Regions from separate parts of the Homo sapiens genome. Here region 2 is linked to region 1. A link is a contact called in ENCODE Hi-C or POLR2A ChIA-PET data. All regions are on one chromosome and are shown on one strand. The core of a region is the stretch at or near the end of the contact, and the rest is flanking DNA. Distances in the headings are between cores, read along the strand shown.

Region 1 (7,489 bases), core at 2,459-4,958:
CAGACCTTGTCTCTTAAAAAAAAAAAAAAAAAAAGAAAAGAAAAAAAAAGAAAGAAACAAAGAAACAAAGAAGACACCTACCTTTAGCACAACACTTCAAGTTCCTATGTTTACTCTGCCATTTACTGGCTGTTTGACTTTCAGCAATATGATAACTCCTCTGAATTTCAAAGTGTTATTGAAAATATAGATAATAATCTCTGACTTACTGGTTTGTTTGGAAGTCAATATAAAAGAAATTTCCTAAACATTATACCAGTACTAGCAACAGGTAGGCTACTACAAAACAAAAGTAGTTATTATTACCATTATCAATAAAGGCTTCTGGAAGTACCCATAATAAAGATGAGGAAGTTGGAGGACACAGAAACGTTATCTAATATTAAGAGACTATCTGTGTCATTCCTATTCTTTGTTTTTCCTCCTAAAATGTCCAACCACTAGTCATATTTAAATAATTGGCACCAAGATCTAAATAGTGGTAAGTTAAAAATACCCAGGGAACTTTGACCATCCCAAAGAGCAGACTGTTAATCTTATTATACCTCCAGTGGTAGAATCAGTGTATAGACAAAATGTTTTTGTATTTAAGCCAGGTTCTTCTCTGTTTCTAGAATATCATCTGCTACTCCACTTCCAAGACCATTACTACCACCACACGACAGCAATGCTTATATTAATAAGGAGGATGAGCTCTAATGGCCAATTACATAATTTTGATACCAACGATACAAATACAAAGGTGACATCTTTGACATCTTTTCCAAAGAGAGAGTGTTCCCAGGCTGTCTTTGATCTTCAAACCTGACAGATGAGGTGAACCCTGATGCTCTTGGTTAGCTATTGCTTCTCTTGTGATCATCTCCATTCAAACACCCCAAGTTATAGCTGGCCACTGTCACCACAGAAACCCTCAATCTAGGCACTAGACAGGCCCCCTCCAAATAGGCTTGTACTTTATACCAGGACCAAACTGAAAGTTGAAATTACTCCTTGATCCTTGGGCTGCAGAAGGGATGTTGTGTTACCAATCATGAAAACACATTAATCTCCTTGTACATCTCCATCAGAGCTCTTCAGTAACCAGGTGCATTGTTAATGACTAGTAATATTTTGAAGGAAATCTTTCTTTTTTGAGCAGTAGGTCTCAACAGAGGACTTAAAATACTCAGTAAACCATGACGTAAAGAGATGTGCTCTCATCCAGGCTTTGTTGTTCCATTTATAGATCACAGGCAGAATAGATTAGCATAATTCTTAAAGGCCCTAGGATTTTCAAAATGGTAAATGAACACTGGCTTCAACTTAAAGTTACCAGCTGCATTAGCCCCTAACAAGGGAGCCAGCCTGTCCTTTGAAGCTTTGAAGCCAGGCATTGACTTCTCCTCTGTAGCTATGAAAGTCCTAGATGGCATCTTCTTCCAATAGAAGGCTGTTTTATCTACATTGAAAGTCTGTTTAGTGTAGCCATCATCATCAGTGATTTTAGTTAGATCTCCTGGAGAACTTGCTGCAGCTCCTACATCACCACTTGCTGCTTCAACTTGCCCTTTTATCTTATGGAGACAGCTTTTTTTCCTTAAACTTCATAAACCAACTTCTGCTAGCTTCCAACTTTTCTTGTGAAGCTCCCTCACGTCTCTCAGCCTTTGTAACACTGAAGAGAGTTAGGGCTTAATCTGGATTAGGCTTTAGCTTGAGGGAATTTTGTGGTCAGTATGACTGTCCATCCAGACCACTCAAACTTTCTCCGTATCAGCAATGAGGATATTTTGCTTCCATATCCTTCTTGTGTTCATGGGAGGAGCACTTCTAATTTCTTTCAAGAACTTTTCCTTTGCATTCACAACTTGGCTAAATGTTTGACACAATTGGTTTTAGACATGCCTTCCTCAATAGGCTTAAGCATTTCTAGCTTTTGAGTTAAAGTGAGATATGTGCGACTCCTCCTTTCACTTGAATACTTAAAGGCCATTCTAGGGTTATTAATTGGCTTAATTTCAATACTGCTGTGTTTTAAGGAATACAAGAGCACAAGGAGAGGGAGAGAGATAGGGAATGGGCACTCTGTGGAACAGTCAGAATACACACAACACTTATTGGTTAAGTTTGTCATTTTAGTCTTATATGGGCCAGTTCATGACACCCTAAAACAATTACAATAGTAACACAAAACATCACTGTTCATGGATCTTCGTAATAGATATTATAATAACAACGGAAAAGTTTGAAATATTACTAGAATTATCAAAATGTGACACAGAGACATGAAGTGAGCACATACTGTTTGGAAAAAATAGTGCCAATGCACTTACTCGATGCAGGTTTGCTACAAACCTTCAATTTGTCAAAAACACAGTATCTGCAAAGTGCAATAAACTGAAGCAAAATAAAATGAGGTATGCTTGTATTTGTGTGTTTATTGTTAATATAAAGAGCTTAAGTGACCTGCTCAAGGTCATGCAACTATTTCAGAAAATAGGTTTATCTGACTATGGACCTCTTAGTCCAAGCTCTTTGCTCCCTAAGAGTCCCTAGAGTTGGAAGGACTCAAAAAGGCATCGCCACATACACTCCATGGCATCAGTCCTGCCTCAGTTATGCAAGGAAAGCTGCACCTCACTGGACTTAATAAAAATGTGATGAGGGAGCCAGGCGCGGTGGCTCACGCCTGTAATCCCCACACTTTGGGAGGCCGAGGTGGGTGGATCACGAGGCCAGGAGATCGAGACCATCCTGGCTAACCCGGTGAAACTCTGTCTCTACTAAAAATTTAAAAAAAATCGCTGGGCGTGGTGGCACCTGCCTGTAGTTCCAGCTACTCCGGAGGCTGAGGCAGGAGAATCGCTTGAACCCGGGAGGCGGAGGTTGCAGTGATCCGAGATTGCACTACTGCACTCCAGGCTGGGCGACACAGTGAGACTCTGTCTCAAAAAAAAAAAAAAAAAACTGATGGGGGGAGTCATTGAGTGGGTAAAGTTGGGGAGGGTCTCCTGAAATATGTGCACAGACAGAAGGCTCATGCATGTGCCACCGCTTAAGACTCAAAATGCAACTTTTATCAACTTTAAGTTTCTAACGACTTGATCTCAGTCATTCAGCCATGCTGGAATTATGTTCAGAAGGTTTCTTGCAGTGATTTAGTCCTTTTGGTAAGTGCCAAACAGAGCAGAAGAATTCATTTACCCCCAGTTACTCCTACCGGCTCTAGACTAGCACCCTTTCCAATAGCCAGCAGTCCTCCTGTCTGTCCTCTTTGGAACGAAGGTCTTCTGTGAGTGTGAATGTATAAATGCAAGTGTCAGTGTGTAAAAACTCCATCGGGGCACTGAAGTATTCCCCAAGCTAGAAAAAAAAATCTGTTATCTTGGATGAAAACCAAGATCATTATCATTTAACCACTTTGCTGTACTTAAACATCAATAATAACATGGCTGTGCTCTGGTGAAAACTGATTAAAGAGAACCAAAAGAAAGAAACACAGGACTGAGTCAATCTCACTATGCAGAAAGCATCCCGGCATACTGATGAACTTCTTTTTCAAATGGTGCCAACTGACAGAAACAACGATCACCTCTAATGAACAAAATAACTATGTAAAAGAGATTCTGAGTATGGCTCAAGCTGCTTACTGATTAACGCTTTTGCACACAACACTCTACACAAACCTGTGTAGTCATTGTTCCTAGTAAAACAAGCCTTTGTTGACAACTGGAGACAAATGATCCTTGCCGACCAAGTTCACTGTTCTCACACAGCTTAATAGCTGGAGTAGTGCTCCCTGGCCACAGCTAGGAAAACTTGACGTGGTTGTCACAAAAAAAAAAAAAAAAAAAAAAAGAAAGAAAGAAAGAAAGGAAAAAAAAGAAAAACTAGAGAAGAGGGGAAACCTTTGTTCTGAAGGTGAGAAGGAGCCTGAATGATCTCATGCCCTAAACATGTTTGTGGTTTACATCAGTACGTCTCCTTCACTTATTAAAGTTGTGAGTTTTTAAATAGTTCCTGCTCCAAACAAACAGATTGCAATACTTAAGAATTCCCACTTTTTAAAAGTATTTCCCTTTTCCTCCCTTTTCCACATGGGTTGGGAGGTGAAGGATTTAATATTTGTTTTTAAGTTAAACAGTTTTTTTGTTACAGTATTTGCAAATATTGGCTGTAACTGTAAGCTGTAGAGGCATACCTCATTTTAAGAAAACCTGGGTGGAAAAAAATATCTGAAACTTAAAGCACAGCAGTCTAATTTCCACCACATGACCAAACATAATTCACTTCAGGGTTACCGTCAATGACAAGGTTCCCACAGTGCCTCATTTACTCATAAATATTATTGAGCCCCCACTATGTGTAAGGCAATTTTAGGTGCTGTTTACATAAAACAAGATTAATTTTATTAAAGTTTCATCTAATCCCTAAGTTTTTAGGCCCCAAATCTATTACATAAGACAATGCAAACTGGAAAAACAAATCCTTCCAACTGAGACTAAAACTTCCCTTCTGATTGGCAGATGCCTTTCTTACTTTTTTCCATAACAATTCATTAAAAATATTTTTTTGAAACCAGGATGGGCTCAGCATCGTCTCAGGTGAGAATCATTTCCAGTTGCACTAAATCTAGGGAATCCTTCACTCTGTAGCTTCATTAGGCACATGTGGCCACTCTTACTCTGCCATGTGGAAATCACAGAAATGTTTTAGAAAGCAATTTAGCAATAAGTATAAAGAATCACCAACATGTTCACTTCCTTCACTGATTTATTTCAAAAATAATCCTAAGGAAATAATCCAAAACAAGGGAAAACTGTATTATGTATTATAGCAGGTTATTTAGAATACAGAAAATATCCTTCAAAATAACCTAAAACGCCTTTGAAATAATTTAAATATTAAAGGCATAGCCGGTTAAGTACAGTACAGTCTCTAGACGGAATATTACACAGCCACAAAAATGATGACACAACATGAAGAATGAATAACCACTCATGGCAACTTTACATTAACTGGAAAAAAATCAGAATGTAGAATTAAGTCTATAATATAACTACAGGTATTTTAACATAAATATGCAAAAAATAAAAAAGTAGTAGTTTTACATGAAAGATAGATGAAATCGCTACTTCAGGCTCAGTCTACTGAGCCCTAGGGCATGGCTGAAAATCTACAAATGGCATCATTATCATTCAAAATGATAGTACTTTTTTAAACCAGCTGTTTCAGTGTAGCACTTTCATTACCAAATTCTGTTACCATTTTTACCCCAATTCCATAAATGTACATTTAGAAGTACAGTTTGTCAAACTGTTGATTCTCACCACTTGATTCACCCTCTCATTAATCAGGCATGCCTTTTGTTTTGCAGTATTTTCCCCACTGTTTCATTTGAGATTAACTTTAAATTGAGAAAATAACTACTGACAGGTTCTTTTCTCTCTTCCTGTTTTGGGACACACTGTAAGCACATTTTGTCTTTCCCAGTTCTCTCCAGCTTCAGCATTTTATCAGTTTGATGTGGCTTTAAACAACTTTCCCTTCCCTAGTTAATTCACTAGCCCAGCAGCTGCAAGGGACAAGATGAATCCTTTCCATGTTCCCCTTATTCTCCCTTTGAGCAGGGACTGTCCAGAACTTCCTCAGAATTTCTACCTAGGAATGTTCTAGACCAGAAATTTTCCTCAGGAATTTCCTGTTGCCACCCTGTCCTGCTTCTATACCAGTGAGCACAAAGTCAGGAGTAAGCCTTTAGGACCACTCCGTAAAAAAGCAACTGGGACTTCTCGTTCCTACTTTACATAAAGTTTATTCCCTGCCCCCTCCCGCTGCGCAAAGAGCTTCCTGAGAGACCGAAACAATGTGGCTAAAAGGAAGGCCAAAAGGAGGGAGGTGATCTCTTAATAGAACTCAGTATTTAATCCTCCCCCACCCCTAAGCTCTGCCCAGAATAGATGACACAGAAGGAGAGGGAATTGTTGTTTTGGTGGAGAGGAAGAATATGACCGTGAATATACTCCATTCTATTTGAGAATGAGAGAGTCTACCCACATGAGAGAAGATGTAAATCATCCCCCAACATTCTAACTTCCTTCCTGAAATACACCTAGACCTAGCAGTTTACAATAATTTTTAAAAAGTGCCAAATATGCCCCCAACTTACAGTGCTAAAACCACCGTGGCTACCTGAACTCAGAAGGCCCGTGTGAAGCAACCAAAGAAAGCTTAACCCTTTCTGGGAAGTAGAATAAGTTTTGCCAGTGTTCTCTCAGTTCTTCATAACCAAAAACAAAACAAAACAAAATTTACTGAGCACATGTTCTGTCTGTGTGTCATTCCTCATGAGTCAGACACCTTCTTATCCACTATACTGTGTGCCCACTTGACATCTTTCTTCCAGAGTTGGCTTTAATTAAATCCTTCAGCACTAATGTCCCAAAGCATTCCGTGAGTCAAGCTTTCCCTGGGGTTAAGACTTTTGAAATGACCAGCAGAGAGATGGACTCTAACTACTAAGACTACTATAGCCACAGCAGCTACTGCAGTGACTTTTTCACCACGAGGCAGCCAATTCAAAACAAACGTTGTTTTTTGTCCCTGCAGTAGTTTGCTGAGAATGATGGTTTCCAGCTTCATCCATGTCCCTACAAAGGACATGAACTCATCATTTTTTATGGCTGCATAGTATTCCATGGTGTATATGTGCCACACTTTCTTAATCCAGTCTATCATTGTTGGACATTTGGGTTGGTTCCAAGTCTTTGCTATTGTGAATAGTGCCGCAATAAACATACATGTGCATGCACTGTTGTGGGGTGGGGGGAGGGGGGAGGGATAGCATTAGGAGATATACCTAATGCTAAATGACGAGTTAATGGGTGCAGCACACCAACATGGCACATGTATACATATGTAACAAACCTGCACGTTGTGCACATGTACCCTAAAACTTAAAAGTATAATTAAAAAAAAAACCAAAAAAAATGTTCTCTTAACCCATAGACGTTCACGACTTTTTTTTTTTCTCTGCGATGAGGAAGATGAAGTTGTTAGACTACTGTATTCGTATTCCAATGAACGAACCTAGATTACAGGCTGCAGGGTTGGGGCTATTCCTAGAGACCTAGAGCAAACTCTACTTCATCATTAATGAGAAAACATTTGTGACAACCATCCCAACACATCAGTCATTGAGATCTTGGTATCAAGGTTGAGAACCACCATACTGATGTGCTCTAGCTTTCTATAAATTCAATGTAACAGAAGGTCTACGCTTTGGAGGCTATACTGGATCTGAATAAGTGATCTAAAGATTGTTTCTGACTTTTCCATTACCTACTTCCCTCCCTTATTAGATTGCATCTAGGACACTAAATAGGTTTTCATTTAAAAAGACCAACAGCTGATTACAAAGTATTTTGAAGCTATGTCTAAATGCAGTAGATAAAAGAACTGTGGTTGATTTGTATCATCTACCACGGTCATTAGATTTCAGGAGTGT
Region 2 (7,489 bases), core at 1,586-4,085, 100 kb after region 1:
TTATGGGAAACGTGCGATGTTCACTGCTCCAGAGCTCATGTCCCAAGTCCTATACAATTTGTATATTCCTTTAGTTGGCAAGTTTTTATGATAGTAGAGAGATGTTCATACTAATTACACTACAGATCTGCTAAAAAGATCTATGAAAAGAGGTCTACAAAGTTATCTGTCAATTCTACATGAATACTCATATATTCTGATAAGGAAGACACTAACTCACTAAATTCCAAGAGAAAAATAGATCAAGTAAATGGACAATTTCCAGAGGACAGAATATAAATGACTAATAAATATTTAAAAATCTAATATTACTAGTAAATGTTTTTAAATGCACTAAAATGAGATACTACTTTTAACCTATCAAATTAGGAAAAGAAAATACTCAGAGTTGGTAGTGTCATTGGCTTCTAGTGCACAAACAAATTGGTACAACTTTTCCCGAAAGTAATTTGGCAACACATAGAATCATTAAAAGTGCAAATCATTTAACCCCAAAACTCTCATTCTGGGACACAGTCCTGAGGAAATAATCAGAAGCTCAGAAAAATACTTTATCTACAAAGACCTTCACCAAAGTGTTAATTATTGTAACAAAGCTGGAAATAACATAAATGTCTAACAATCAGAAAATAGTTAATTAAATACAGCCATATGATTAGATAGTATGCAGCTATTAAAGTGATATGGTCAAAAAATTAATGACATAGGAAATGTTCATTTGAAAATAAAGATACAAAATCGTACGGACAGTATTTTCATACTTTTGATTTAAACGAATGAAGGCAATATTTTGCAATGATTCTGAACATTTCTATGTACTCTACAATGATGTATATTTCCTTTATAATCAAAAAAATATATCTAACAAACAAAAAGCTTCAGGCTCCTTCCGGTCATTTTTTCTGACATGCTGAGTTGGACAAGGGCCTCAAGCATCACTGAAGTAAAAGAACATGGAGGATCCCTTTGGGCCAATATCTGACTCATTCTACCATATCACAAGGCCAGACAAAAGCTGATTAATGTTCATAATAATGATCACAATAGTAGCATAATAGTAGAGGTGGTAGCAACCAGTTTTGTTTACTCAGTACCAGGCTCCACTATCCATCTTTCAGATATGTTGTATCATTTAATCCTCACAAAACTCTATGAGGCAACTATTACCCCCATTTGAAAGATGAAGAAACTGGGGTTCAAAGAGATGAAAATATTTGCCCCAAACCACACAGCTTATGTGACCAAGCAGGAGCTAGGACCCAGATCTGATTTCCCAGGATGGTTTGCTCTTTCTCTAATGTCTAACTGGTAAGATTGGCAAGGCTGTGTGTGTGTGTGTGTGTGTGTGTGTGTGTGTGTGTGTTTAGTTTTGAAATGCAAAAACTGTATTTGTCCATAGCATGACTTCTTTTCACAGGAGTCAGGACACCTGATTCTAATCCTATCGCTTCTCCTGACTAGACAAGTTTCCTTGAACAAGGCATATCCCATTGAGATTTTGCTGCTGCTATGTGTTGGCAGTGTTGGACTAGATGAGTTTCCTTTAAGCTTAGCTTGTTAAAACACAGCTTTCAGGTCTTTCTGTAGACCTACTGAATGAGACTTTCTGGTAACAAAATTATACGTATATATAGAGAGATAGATGGATTTCTATTATATATGTGTGTACACACACACACACACACACATACACACACACACACACACACAATTTTTTAAACAAGCTCCCTGGATTATTCTTATTCAGGATGAGAATTCAGCTCAGGACTGGTATTTGGGAGTCACCATACTAGACAACCTATGAGGTACTGTTCATATCTACTAGTCAATGACTGTATAGGGCCCCAAACTTGAAGTCAAGATGTGGCTACCACTGAATTTCAAATAGGTCTGGAAGAATCTAAAGGGCATGTGACTTGTTCACAGGCATTGTTCTGCATGAAGTTTGGGGACAGACCCAGGGAGAAAAAGGAACTGGGGGAAAATAGTGTAAGTACTGGAGATTGGTTCCTGTAGCCAGCCCCATGGGAGAAGGAGCTGCAAGTAGAAAGTAGAGGAACCAAAAATATAGCCTCATATTGTATCACCTAAGGAGCCTGGAAAAAGCACTGTTGCTTGGGTCCCAGCTCCAGAGATCCTTATTTAATTGGTTTGGGGTATGTGCCTGAGTCTTGGGATTTTTTTTAAAGCTCCCCAAGTGATTCCATTTTGAAGCTAAGATTGAGATTCTGCATTAACACACAAGGACACAAAGCCTTCAAAATGAGACGGCTTTATGTGTTACAGGCTTACCCTTAAAACTATGTTGAAAAGCGGCATTTCAAGGACCCTCCTGGTGAGTTCATGAAGCAAAATAATCATGTTCAAAACAATTGAGACTGTCCATACAACACTACCTCGATATGTTTGGGAGGATAAACTCAACACCTCAGTCATGATTTAGTGGCTTGGCTTATATATTTGGTGGCATAGATAGAATTCTGTCCCCAGGTGTGTAAGTCACATGAAGCCAGTCCTCAATGACTGGATTTGTCTTCTTCACTGAAGTGAATTGATCTGTTGTTTTGTCACTATGTAGCTAAAGCCAGTGGGAGGGTGCCAGTTATTTGGAGAAAATGTTTCATTTTGAAGTACCAAAGACAGCCGATGAATTGTGTTCATGAAATACATGCTTCACTCTACTTTTTAATTTGCTCCTGTTTAAGTTAACTGAGAGTTTCGTCTTTATTTTTAAAGAATGACATTTATATAGACGTTCAAACTGCCAATCTGTTACATAAACAGCCTTGTTTTTTGAAGGGCTGGCGCCGCCTAGAGGCCAAATAGGTGCAGAGGTTTGGATTGCTAACCGGAAAGAACCTCTCCAACCTGTTGCTTCTGGTCCTTCTGTGATCCGTCTCTGTTGTGTGTATTTAGGGTCAGGTAAAGCTAATCAGACTTTTCATTGAGCAAAGTTTCCCAAGCAAGGGTGGAGATGCCACAGTGACATTTCAAAGCCAGATAACAATGCAATGATGGGATTTGGGAAGTTTGGTACAAAAGAAGCTTCTCACTGGGATCAAAACGTGCCCAGAGAACCAGAAACTGTAGGGGGAGGGAAGGGGGAGGGGAGGGGAGGGGGAGGGGGGAGGGGGAGGGGAGGGGAGGGGGTAGGGGAGGGGTGGGGGAGGGGAGGGGGAGGGAAAGGAAAGGAAAGGAAAAGAAAAGAGACAGAAAGGTAAAGCAAGTTTTTGGTGGGTAGTTTCCTAGAGTGAACTTAAGAGCAAACATTCTCTCATTTGGTATTGACCAAGACACAAAGACTAGGGAGAAGTCAACATTTAATACCAGCTGACAAGCGGCTTTGCTTCTTGCTCATCAGTGAATTCACCATGTCCTCACGGCTTGGCTTAGCATGAGGTTGATATTCCCCTAGAATCTCTGGATCTATTCCCTTTTTCTACAGCCTTCTCCATACTTTTAATATTTTCTTTCTTACATGGCCAACTTTTAATTACCACAGGGGAACAGAGTTAGTATGTATTTTTTAAATCTCTGAATAATCCAAAACGTCTGTACCCAGATAGAAGTTTAGGAATTACAAATCAAATGAGAAAAAAAAAAAAAAGTATGTCATTTTCCTTTATTTGCCATGACTGATGTCATCTGACTTTTGAGCTGAATAGAAGTGAGGGGGTGGGGGAAAACTTCAACTTCCCAATTAAAAGGCAACTCAATTCCAGGATGAAACATTCTTTTATTTTGTCTTACCCAGTGTCTTTGGGGCAAATTCCTCATCTTTCAGGATGCATCCTCCATCCCTGTTCTCCTTGCCCGGATGGTTCCTGGGTCTAGGGTTAAGCTTCTGTGTATTTGTGGTGGCAGGACAGCAGGAATGAGGGAGTGAGGGTGATGGTCCATGTGCTCATCTCCACATCCACGCTATTAACCACCATGGACACTTGAACCTGGAGACCGTTGTCGGAACCAGATCCCACCTGATTCTTGTTTTTGTTTAATTTTTTTGGAGACAGAGTCTCGCTCTGTCACCCATCACCCAGGCTGGAGTTCAGTGGCACTATCTCAACTCACTGAACCTCCGCCTCCTGGGTTCAAGCAATTGTCCCTGCCTCAGCCACCCAAGTAGCTAGGATTATAGGTGTGGGTGACCCCTCCTGGCTAATTTTTGTATTATTAGTATAGATGGGGTTTCGCCATGTTGGCCAGGCTGGTCTCAAACACCTGCCTCGGCCTCCCAAAGTGCTGGGATTATAGGTGTGAGCCACCGTGCCTGGCCTCACCTGATATTTTAGCAACTCTGCAAACACCCACAACTGGCATCTGACATCCTTGAATAGCCTCTGGACTGCAAGTCTTTCTTCCCTCTAATCCAAATGATCTGTTATCTCTTCTGGTCCAATGGTATGCTTAGAACTTATGTGTTTCCTTTTTGGGGACAGACTTTCCTAGTTGCATTATCTGATCCACAGGCTTGTGCAATACTCTCTAGGACAAAACAAGACTGCTCTCTATCCATCTACTTCCACTTCTTCTTCAGCCATTTCCAACCTATCTGGCATCACTGGAGCTTAAAGCTCTCCTGGCTTGCACTCACACGAGTGAAAGATAAGCTCTATTACCCTGGGATTACACACTTGTAGTTATCAGGCAACATCTGACCCTGTTCAAATCAACTCTCCTTCTTCTCCAGGCTGATGTGCACACAGCTCATTGTGTGCTGGAGAAAAACTCACCATTGTGAAGACTTGTCTCATTTCACATTCAAGGTCACTGATCTCCAGTAGATCCTTAATGCTGCCCTATATCATTTTTTCTCCCACTCTCCTCCATGACTTATTTCCCTCATTCTCTTCTGTCCTCAGACCCCTAGCACTTCCTCACCTATACTCACTTCCATCCAATGCATCCAATCCAAGCTCATCCCATTTATTGATAATTTGAAAACCAATAGAAAAAGACCACAGTCTTACAACCAGTGCCTCTGGCCAGCTCTGATAACTGTGCCCAGGTACTCTGCCTTCCCTCCTATGAACAAGCAATCAGTTCTAAGGAAAATTCCTCCACTTCAGCATTAGATCCCATGGCCAACAAATGGGATCTCCGCTTTTTTTTCTGTCATCACCTTTTTCCCACGTTACTGATTAAATCTCATAACAGTTAAGCATACTACATGCTTGTTGACCACGTATATGTCTTCTTTTGAGAAGTATCTGTTCATGTCCTTTGCCCATCTTTTAATGGGGATGTATGTTTTTGCTTGTTAATTTGCTTAAGTTCCTTGTGGATTCTGGATATTAGACCTTTGTTGGATGCATACTTTGCAAATATTTTCTCCCATTCTGTAGTTTGTCTGTTTAATCTGTGGATAGTTTCTTTTGCTGTGCAGAGGCTCTTTAGTTTAATTAGGTCCCATTTGTCAATTTTTATTATTGCTTTTGGCACTTTTGTCATGAAATCTTTTGTCAAGGCCTATGTCCAGAATGGCATTTCCTAGGTTATCTTTCAGGGTTTTTATAGTTTTGGGTTTTACATTTAGGTCTTTAACCCATCTTGAGTTAATTTTTGTGTATGATGAAAGGAAGGGATCCAGGTTCAATCTTCTGCACGCGGCTAGCCAGTTATCCCAGCACCATTTATGGCCTGGTGCTTTCATCGCTTTCCCCATTGCCTGTTCTTGTTGATTTTGTCAAAGGTTGGGTGATTGTAGGTGTGTGGCTTTATTTCTGGGTTCTCTATTCTGTTCCATTGGTCTATGTGTCTGTGTACCACTACCATGCTATTTGGGTTACTGCGGTCTTGTAGTATAAAGTTGGGTAACGTGATCTCTCCAGTGCTTAGAATTCTAACTTTTTGCTTAGAATTGCTGTGGCTATTTCAGCTGTTTTTTTGGTTCCATATGAATACTATAATAGTTCTTTTCTAATTCTGTGAAGAATGTCATTGGTGGTTTAATAGGAATAGCATTAAATCTGTAAATTGCTTTGGGCAGTATGGCCATTTTAACAATATTGATTCTTCCAATCCATGAGCATGGCATGTTTTTGCATTTGTTTGTGTCATCTCTGATTTCAGCAGTGTTTTGTAATTCTCACTGTAGAGATCTTTTACCTCCCTGATTAGCTGTATTCATAGGTATTTTATTTTGTGTGTGTGGCTATTGTGAATGGGATTGTGTTCTTGATTTGGCTCTCAGCTTGGGCATTTTTGATTATAGAAATGCTACTGATTTTTGTACACTGGTTTTGTATCCTCAAACTTTGCTGAAGTTGTTTATCAGATCTAGGAGCTTTTGGGCATATGAAAAAATGTTTAACATTGATAATCATTAGAGAAAAGCAAATCAAAACCACAGTGAGGCCCAGGCATGGTGGCTCATGCCTACAATCCCAGCACTGTGGGAGGCCAAGGCAGGAGGATCACTTGAGCCCATGAATTTGAGACCAGCCTGGGCAACATAGCAAGACCTCATCTCTTCAAAAAAAAATTAAAAAATTAGTCAGGCACGGTGGCACACCCCTGTGGTCCCAGCTACTTGAAAGGCTGAGGTGGGAAGATTGCTTGAGCCCAGGAGTTCGAGGCTTCAGTAAGCTCTGATTGTGCCACTGCACTCCAGCATGGGCAACAGAGCTAGCACCTGTCTCAACAAAACAAAACAAAACAATGAGATACTATCTCACACCAGTCAGAATGGCTATTATAAAAGGTAAAAAAATAACATGCTGCGAGAGTTGTGGAGAAAAAGGAATGCTTATACACTGCTGGCAGAAATGTAAACTAGTTCAGCTACAGTGGAAAGCAGTTTGGCGATTACTCAAAGAACCTAAAACTGAACTACCATTCAACCCAGCAATCCCATTACTTGGTATATGCCTAAAGGAATATAAATCATTCTACCATAAAGACACATGCACATGTATGCTTATCACAGCACTAGTCACAATAATAAAGACATGGAATCAACCTAAATGCCCACCAACGGTGGACCGGATAAAGAAAATGCGGTACATACACACCACGGAATACTATGCAGCCATAAAAAAACAATGAGATCTTGTCCTTTGCAGCAACATGGATGCAGCTGGAGGTCATTATCCTAAGTGAATTAACTCAAGAACAGAAAACCAAATACCACATGTTCTCACTTACAAGTGGGAGCTAAACATTGAGTACACATGGACTCAAAGAAGGAAACAATACACACAAGGGGCCTACCTGAGAGTGGAGGGTGGGAGGAGGGTGAGGACTGAAAATCTACCTATTAGGTACTGTGCTTATTACCTGCATAACAAAATAAACTGTACACAAAACTCCAGCAACGTACAATTGACTCATATAACAAACCTGCACATGTACTCCCTAAACCTAAAACTCAGAAAGAAATATTATAATAATAAACACACAGAATTCCATTTCCTACCTTAACATACCTCCTCTTCCATCCCTTTCCATCTACCAGCCCACTTCTCTGGTCCCCTTTACAGCAAGTCTC

What was found. A loop is a pair of places that touch in the nucleus more often than their neighbours do. ChIA-PET counts read pairs that join two places held with the same protein, here RNA polymerase II (POLR2A). Pooled maps may share reads with other maps.
Region 2: a map of PC-3 shows a loop between it and region 1 (8-fold over the local background). The contact joins two enhancer-like sites. A Hi-C loop is called at or near these places in 3 of 168 maps with a recorded cell type or tissue (MCF 10A, PC-3 and PC-9), 1 of 37 single-sample maps with no recorded cell type and 9 of 50 pooled maps. POLR2A ChIA-PET finds 5 or more read pairs at or near these places in 2 of 52 experiments (BJ and H1).

The regions. Positions count from the first base shown.
Region 1 is chr9:4,232,368-4,239,856 of GRCh38, forward strand. The region is part of intron 2 of GLIS3 (GLIS family zinc finger 3); the gene reads right to left. Among named protein-coding and RNA genes, the nearest start is that of GLIS3-AS2, 63 kb to the right of the region's middle. RefSeq lists an enhancer at 5,593-6,112. Within about 2 kb of position 3,709, at least 5 of the 41 ENCODE cell types and tissues checked have a DNase peak (open chromatin) inside an H3K27ac peak, as active enhancers do.
Region 2 is chr9:4,336,701-4,344,189 of GRCh38, forward strand. It overlaps a transcript of GLIS3 not described here. Among named protein-coding and RNA genes, the nearest start is that of GLIS3, 40 kb to the left of the region's middle. RefSeq lists an enhancer at 2,689-2,983. Within about 2 kb of position 2,836, at least 4 of the 41 ENCODE cell types and tissues checked have a DNase peak (open chromatin) inside an H3K27ac peak, as active enhancers do.